Regions from separate parts of the Homo sapiens genome. Here region 2 is linked to region 1. A link is a contact called in ENCODE Hi-C or POLR2A ChIA-PET data. All regions are on one chromosome and are shown on one strand. The core of a region is the stretch at or near the end of the contact, and the rest is flanking DNA. Distances in the headings are between cores, read along the strand shown. Region 1 overlaps TSPAN9 (tetraspanin 9). Region 2 overlaps TSPAN9 (tetraspanin 9).

Region 1 (4,018 bases), core at 865-3,364:
CCCGGGGCCAGAGCCGCGCCGAGGCCGGCGTTAAGACCGACAAGTGCAATGCACCCAAAGGCAGCAAGTACGTGGTGTTTTACCTGGACCTGTCCTTTGTGTTCCTCCTAGAATTTAAGAAGTGCAACATGGCCAGGGGCTGCCTCTGCTGCTTGAAGTACATGATGTTCCTCTTCAATTTGATATTCTGGGTAAGTCCTTCCGTTTCTCTCTCCCTTCGCCCTCTTCTCCTCCTCTTGGCTTACCATAGCGTGAATACCCTCTCCCTCTTCTGTGCTGCATTGCTCTGCTCTCTGCACAGTGGTAAGTGTGCTTTTAAAAAAAAATTGCCCCCGCCCCCCTTTCATGCACCTTTGTCTTTCCTTTCTCCCTCTCTTTGGTGGCTGAATGGGGGCTCCAGCTTGCCTGTCTTCAGGAGAGACTTGCTCTACTCCTAGGAGGCTGGCAAAGTTTGGCACCACCTCCTTCCCCTATAAGAAAACCCAGGCTGGAAGTGCCTCCGACTGGGCAGCCTGCAGTAATGGCTGTGGGCTCAGAATTTGTAACAGCTGTGAGCCTGAGTTGGAGATAGGCACAAGTGAGGATGTATTTCTGAGTTTCTTCTTGTATTCCTCCTGAATGCACAAGAATACAATCTGCAGCATTTTATGGGAGTGGGTTGGAGGGGGGCGGGGTGTAGAGGCCACATGTTCCCACTCCTTTCGGTGAATCCTAGGAAAAAGAGGAGGAGCCCCTGGCTCAAGCCGATGGACCTGCTTGCTAGTCCTCAGATATGCTCCCGAGTTGGGGCCTGGGTGGGAAAGGAGGGGTGTGGGGGCATGCTGCCATCGGGTGGCTGGCTGCTGCTTTTGAGGGATTGCAGTGGACCGGGCAGGGAGCTGGCTGGCCACGTGCTTCCAGGTTCTGGGAGCCCCAGTGGCCGGAAGGGACAAAGGGAGACAAGCAGGGTGCCCCTGTCCTTGGTGAGAGGCACTTTTGTAGAGAAGGTATGAATGGGTAGGGCAGCTGGGAATTGCTCTCTGTCCTCTGTGTGACTCTGGAGGCTGTGCGCACATATGTGCACGTGCATAAGAAATACTGGTTAGGAACATTTGAAAACTTCTTAAATTCATCTCGAATCGTTCCTTCATCCCAATTGCCGTCTCTGCCTTTCTTCACCCAAGCCCCGACGTAGCACAGATGTTTGGCTCAGTCCCAGAGTCTGTCCTGCCCTCTGGAGGCTGTCAGCTGCCCACTGCCCGTGGTCCAGGAGGAGCACTGGGGGCAGGAGAAAGTCATTCAGAGTGAAGTTGGGAAGAAGCAGTTGTGCCGAAGAGGCATTCAGCTTTTGTGTGGAGTGATCCACATTAGCCGAAACACTTTTTAGGGTGGGGGTGTGTGTGGAGGGGTGACTTTTCCCATAGAATGACAAGCGCAGGAAGAAGACTGGGCTCTAGTCTTGGTTCTGCATTAGCTTCTTGTGTGACCTTGGGCAAATCACTTGGTCCCTGAAGGACTGGGCTTCCTTTCCAGTCCAATAGGGGCTGTCGTGATGGTCTCCCTGCTTGTCCTCACGTCACTAGTTACATGCCATCTGGGGTGGGGGCAGGCATCCTCATCTTCTCTCTTGGGGAGAGAAGCCCCCCTCCCTGCCTGGGGTGTGGGCTGCTTTTCCAAGGAGACTGGTTTGAAGTGACTTGAGTTGGATTCCCCTAGTTGTCACCATGGGTTGGGCCCTCCAGCCACCCTAGTAGGAAGTTACCTGTCATGTGCCTAGAGTTTTATGGAAGCTGGGGCAGATAGTCTCATTCTTTTTCTGGTGGCAAGCACCACTGGAATGTCTCTGGCTGCCTTGTGGGCCAGTGCCTCCTGGTCCTGTGACCCATCTGCCAGCATCTGTCAGCCAAGTACTGGTGTGTGCTTCCCTGGTGCCTTTGGATTCACACGAATGCTGTCCTTTTCATTGTTCACAGCTTCCTTCTCCATTCTTTTTTGTAGTCTCAACTTACCTTTTTGTTTTGTCCCACCCTGCCTATATTAAGCCTTATTAGGAAGACAGACCCTGGGGCTTGTAACCCCACTCAGCTGCGCTCACTCCTCCCCACCCCCACCCTGCCACCTGCTGGCCGGAGTTGGTATAACTGCCTGCGGTGCCTTTCTTCTCCAGGATGAGCCCAACGTGGTTTGGTGACCTCCTCACTGGCTAGTACAGTGATCTGTACCCTGCACGTTGTAGGCCCTCATTATATGTTTGTGAATGAATGCATGGAGGGCCAGAGCTGTAAATCCACAACATGTTGTCATGTGGTAGTGGTTCCTGAGTTCCACTTGATGGGGAAGAGAAGTTAGATCTCACACTTGCCTCTGATAAAGGCTCTCCGAGCGCCATAGCTATGGGATGACAAGCAATTCTTCCCATCTTCCCTTAAAACCTTGGCAGAGGTTAATGAGCTAGTTGGTGGAATATATTTTCGTTACGGTTGATAGCGAGAGAACTTGCTGTCGCTTCCTAATTAGAAGGTACTGATTACATTCTCTTTACCAGGCAAGGAGTTGTTCTCTCCTGGATTCTGACTTTTCTGATTACTTAATATTTCCAGAATTCCCATGACATGCTGTAAGCAGGGAAAAATTGAATCTCCAAGACCCACTTCTTGTATGCTAGTAGCAAATGAGATGATTAAATAAGACATAGACCTTAGGTAAGATGGGGAATTTAGCAGAAGACAAGTTCATGCTTGTGTGTAAGAGTGTTTGCCACTGTGTTTATCGGGAGGTGGAGGAGCAGGTGCAGGAGGGTGTTGGCCAGGATGTGGGGGCTGTGGGTCACTGTGCTCCACTCAAATGAAGGCTTCCTGCAGGCTGGTGCTTGGCCTGATACTGGGGAAGGAGCAGAGGAAAGAGCAGAATGGGAAGGGAAAACATCAAAGGCAGGTGGGGTGTTGATGAGTCAGGGTCCCTGGGAGGCCTCTGTTGCTGTCTTGTGCAGGGGGGCAGGGGGAGCATGCAGGCTGGGTCAAGCCCAGCCCTCTGGGACCGGGTGCAATTGTTAGGAATTTTGTAGCCTTAACTTGTTGTAGTCTTGTGGCTCAGATCCAAAAAGGAGGCTTTTCTGAAGGATTAGAGTTGAACCTGAGGGCTGCGATCAATAGATAGAACTCTTCCCATAGATCCCGGAGCCTACCAGGTATTTCTCCAAACTCACCGCTGCCGCCACACCACCCCGCCCCGTGCCTCTGAGCGCTTGGGAGGATTCCCATGTGGAAGAGAGGTGCAGCTGTCGTACACTGCAACCCTTCAGAGGCGTGCATAGGTTCCTCACCACTGGGCGGAGCTTCTAGGGTACTAGTATTGGTGAGGGCTGGGTGACATCACTGGGGGTAGGTTGGCAGGTGGAGCCACACAGCCCATGGTCCTCCTCCTTACTAAGAAAAGGGCAGGTGCCTCACAGGCTGCTGGGTGCCTGCCTGCCTGTGGGGGTCCAGGTCTGCTCCTGACACTGCGACTTCAACCAGACAGTTCTAGCCATGTTGGCAGCCCAGTGCACTGTGGGAATCTGGGGCCTCCAGGAGGGCAGCAAGGTGAGGGTAGAGGAGAGGGAGTCAGTGGTCACTCCTGACTGAGTCCCATCTCCTCTTTGTCTTCTGCATCCCCTGCCCCGACTCTCAGGGCTAAAGACAATGCTGGCTTCTAGGTGGATAGGGAATAGGAGATTTGAATTGGGACAAAAGTTTCCCCATACTGAGGATCCTGTTCTCCAGTAAGCACACTCACCCTAAGGGATTTCTCCTAGCAGTGAAAACCATCTGGGCATTTTCCTCAGTCAGCCCCATCTCTGGGTCCTCCTGGGGCCATCTGGTAGAATACTGGTAGTAGAGATTAAATGATTCTAAGCCCCTCCCAGGGGGCAAAGGAGACTCGGAGCTTCAAACTGTGAGTAGAGAAGAGCGTATAGGGGTGGGCTGGAAAAGGGACCTCTGAATGCTGGGGTCATGTGTACCCTTCCTGGGGCAGCAAGTCCTGATCCCGCCCAGCTCTT
Region 2 (4,071 bases), core at 440-2,939, 49 kb after region 1:
AGGTCAGAAGCGTCCAGTGCCCCTGTTTCCTGTCATGGCCCTTGTGTCTCTCTCCCTGGTGAGTTTATCAAAGTCCTCTGGATCTTAGCCATGTTTTTATCCTGTGCCACCCTGCATGGTAACGAGCCCCTTGCCTTTACCCATTGCGTAAAGCTCAGACGCCCTTTATTTGTCCTCAGATAATGCTTTCGAGCTTCAAGGGTTGCCTGGGGTTCTATTTCAGGATCTGTTAGGCAGGTCTGTGTTGGCCCTCTTCACTGTCCTTCATGATTTTGCAGACTCTGATCCAACCCCATCAGCCCTGTTTTTCCAGAATGGAGTTCATGCCTTTTTAGGGTTCACCCATCATGTCTCACTTTTTCACATGCCTCTTGGGTGTCTGGTGTATTTCATGTGTGAGAATGAGTCTCCCCAGAAGAGTGGGGTGCCCTGAGGGCAGGGCCATTATTCCCTTTCCTCTAGACCTGCCCACAGCTCCACACACAGGAAGACCTTCTCATTGCACAGGTAGCCCAAGACGCCCTGTCCTTCTCCCACTCCCAGGCCTGGCCAGCCCATGCTGAGGCCAGCTTCTCAGCAGCCACAGATATCACCCATCTCAGGTTGGCTGGCTCAGGGTGCAGTGTCCATGACACCAGAACCCTTTCCTGGTCCTGTGACGGAGCGCCAGAGGTATGCAGAGCTTGGCTTTCGGGTGACTGTTGGCTGCCAGGCCCGGGGAGCAGCCCGGTGAATGGCCATGATGGGCACAGCAGCCTGCCCTGAGGAAGGGCCTCGGGCCCTGAGAGGGACTGAGGTTGGACCGGGGTGACAGGGTGGCATATGGGGATGGCACTGGGCTCTGTTCCATGCACTCTCTCTTCTCCTTTCTGCCTCCTCCCGCTTCTGCCTTTCTTCCTCATCTTTATCTTCTTCTTCCTCCCCCTACCCCTGTGTTTTGGGAGTTATCTCAGTCAGAGGCATGATCTAGTACTACCCTCTCCCCAGGTTAGTGTCTGAAGGATTTCAGTTGGTGACTTTGTGGCACTGTGGGCTACTTAGAAGTTGTGGACATTTTCAAGATCAAAGGCTGTCTTTGGAGATGGCTGGGGAGACTTGGTGGCATGTAGAGCCCCAGCAGAGACCTCCTCCATGACTAAGCATTCAGCTTGCACCCGCTGTGTGCCGCAGGCTGTTCACAGGCCCCAGCAGTGAGCTGCCCCGGTGATGAAATCCCCTCGCATTGGTGGCATCCTCCCTGGTGGAAGGGTGCTGGGGGTGTGGGGAGGAGGAGGGGTAGGGTTGGGGACTCTGAGTGGCAGATCTCGACTAATGATGGTCATGTCTGAGAGGGGAGAAGGAAGTTCTTTTTTCAAAAGTTCTTTTTTCAAAAGTTGATTTCTGATTATAAAACTAGTATAGTCACTGGAGAGTACTGGAAATAATAGAGATATATGAAAATAGCATAAATTAAAGTCATTCACAATGCCATCATCTAGAGATAACCACCGTTCTGCTTCTGGTGAATTTCTAGGGCTGTATGTGTGGGAAGAGGTTCTTTTGTTGCAAAGGACATCTTTAGTTTTAAGGGACAGAGGGACACACAGGACGGTGGGTTCCAGCACCTCTGGCTGCCTGGGCCTCCTTCCTCTGACTGTTGGCACCAGCTGTCAGCCCCTGGAGGAATGGGCAGCCTGTCGGCACCGGCTTGAGCTCAGAGCTGGGATAGGAGTGTTATGCTGGAAAGGGGACCCGGCTCCCAGGGAGCCCCTAGTGTAGTGGAGAAATACGGAGCCAGAAGGGGCTGGGACCAACAGCTCACATGACAGCCCCTGCCTGAAGCAGAGTCCTGGCAGGGGGCCACTGGGCTTCCACCCAGACTTCTCATGGTGGGGACCTCATGGTTAAGCCACCACATCGGCCAGCTCTGGGTCCCTGCGTGAGTGAGGGTGAGGGGTCGTTTTTTACTTTGTAGCTTCTAGCACCTGGTCCCTGTTCTGCCCCACTAGAGTCTCATGGGGCAGACCCCATGAACCATGGAGCGCCCCCCGCACTTAAAACTCTGCATACCTCCATGTTCAGAGTTGCCGTGTCCCTCAAGTTCTCTAAGACCAGACGCCTCTAGTTCCTACCCAGTTCCTGTGGGGAATATGATTTCCACACTCCCTGGTGCTGGTGTGGCCAGGGAGAGGTGTAGCCTCTGGCCAGGCTTCGTGGAGCAGGTGAGACTGGAATGGCGTTTAGAGGGTATGGTGATGGCAGCGAGATGGGGAAGCCCATTCCAGGCCAGGGAATGGCACGCAGGAATGTTCATCCGTGGCAGGTGTGTGCACAGGCCTGTGTGAGCGGGTGCTCTCTCCGGGGCCAGGGAGAAATCCCAGCCCCTGGGCTCCCCCCAGCCCCATGCCCTTATATAGCCGTCCCTGCACTCCCAGAGCTCCGGGGGTGGGGACGGAGCCCCCTCCTACTGTACACATGCGGGGAGCCTGCCGCTAGCTGGGCCTGGGCCGACTCTTGCAAGATCCTCTTGTCATCACAGCCGGAGTCAGCTGTTGGTTTGGGAAGCCTTCCCTGGTCCAATGTTTCACGGTGCGCAGCCAGAAATATAACCCTCCTGTTAGCCAAGAGCATGGGATCTTGGCAGGCATCCGTGTGGCCTATTTTAAACTGAAGGGAACAGAAAGAGGTGCCTCTCAGGCTAAGCTGAGGACCCTTCCTTTGCAGGGCTGAGTGAGCGGGCTGCTGGGGGCGTGTCACTTTCTCCCTTGAGGGCCGGTGGACATCTGTTAGGGGGAGGGGGTGCAGAAGGTGGGAAATGGGGCTATTTCAGGGCAGTCTGGAAGAAGGTTTTCACGATTGCACAGCAGGCCCTAAACTCACATTTGGAGGCCTGGTTGTCATGCCCTCCCACTGAACTGCTGCGTGGCGTGTCCGAGTGAGCCACTGCACCGCCCTGTTTACTCTCTCCCACCTGGAAAGCAGGGGCTCATGTGGATCTGACCCACCTCTCAGAAGTGCTCCTGTGTCCTCGGGGGTGGTGATCAACACGTTCTGGGATGGCTACAGAGCCTGTCGTACTGCTTCATGTATTACAGTCTCTCTCTCCCACCAGCCCAAGCCTGCCCTAAGCAGGCCCGCGTTCCTAAGAAAACCAAATAAAAAGACGATAGGAAAAATGCAGTAAAGATCATTAAATTGCTTAGGAGGCTGCCTGCCGGCTCAGTGAACAAAGTAATAACAATCACTCATGAAGGATGCAGTGGAGCCTGGTGCTTAAGATTTTGGATTCTGGCTTTGACCTGCCTAGCTCTCACCCTGGTAAGTTCCTTGACCTCTCTGGGCCTCGTTTCTCATCTGTGAATGGGGGTGACAGTGGCACCCACCTCCTCATAGGTTGTGGTGAGGATGCAGTGAGATAGTTGGTGGAAAGGAAGGGTGTCTGCCGCAGGAAGTGTTCGCTGAGCTCGGCCAGTGCCATGGGGTTTGCAGAACATCCTTGTAGACAGTCCCTGCGATGATGAAGCTCAGAGAGCACAGGCCAGCGATCAGCCCAGGTCCACTCGGGTAGAAATGGCAATCTTCATTAAAGGTCCACAGGGTGACAGGTGGGAATTGGGATCTGGCGACTGCCCTTGGACCCCTTTTATTGAGGGTGGGAGGCTGGTGGTGGTGGTGACAGGGTGTTTGTTCTGGAGGGAATGTGGGCAGTGTGTCCCTGGGAATGTTCTGTCTGCTGTGCGTGGGCCTGGTGGTGTGCCCTCCTGGCCAGGCATCAGCAGCACCTGTGGATGTTTGGAAGCCCCAGAACCCCAGGTGCGTGGCTGCAGCCCTGCAGACTCTCGTGCAACAGGAGGTCCAGGGTGGAGCCTGTGAAAATGCTCAGGTGATTCTGATGCCCAGCAGGGGAGTGGAGGGATAAGGATGATAGCGTCAAATGGGGCTGGGAACAAGTCCTGGCCCTCCTGCTGAGTCTTGGTTATCAACACCACCTCCTGTGACTGGTGTGAAGTGAAATGTAATGATGCATCCGGAGCACCCAGCCCCGAGCCTGGAGCACAGGCTGGTTCTGTAAATGGTGCTGACAGTAGTCAC

What was found. A loop is a pair of places that touch in the nucleus more often than their neighbours do. ChIA-PET counts read pairs that join two places held with the same protein, here RNA polymerase II (POLR2A). Pooled maps may share reads with other maps.
Region 2: a map of heart right ventricle shows a loop between it and region 1 (3-fold over the local background). The contact joins two enhancer-like sites. A Hi-C loop is called at or near these places in 22 of 168 maps with a recorded cell type or tissue (Caco-2, Right ventricle myocardium inferior, aorta and 13 more) and 14 of 50 pooled maps. POLR2A ChIA-PET finds 5 or more read pairs at or near these places in 4 of 52 experiments (BJ, PC-9, Panc1 and 1 more).

Annotation. Positions count from the first base shown.
Region 1 is chr12:3,201,066-3,205,083 of GRCh38, forward strand. TSPAN9 (tetraspanin 9) reads left to right here. Exons shown (of 9, transcript NM_006675.5): 3 at 112-191. The coding sequence starts at 129. Among named protein-coding and RNA genes, the nearest start is that of TSPAN9-IT1, 53 kb to the left of the region's middle. Within about 2 kb of position 2,115, at least 3 of the 41 ENCODE cell types and tissues checked have a DNase peak (open chromatin) inside an H3K27ac peak, as active enhancers do; they include heart left ventricle and heart right ventricle, where a contact is called at or near this core.
Region 2 is chr12:3,250,102-3,254,172 of GRCh38, forward strand. All of the region lies in intron 3 of TSPAN9 (tetraspanin 9), which reads left to right. Among named protein-coding and RNA genes, the nearest start is that of LINC02827, 48 kb to the right of the region's middle. Within about 2 kb of position 1,690, at least 14 of the 41 ENCODE cell types and tissues checked have a DNase peak (open chromatin) inside an H3K27ac peak, as active enhancers do; they include heart left ventricle and heart right ventricle, where a contact is called at or near this core.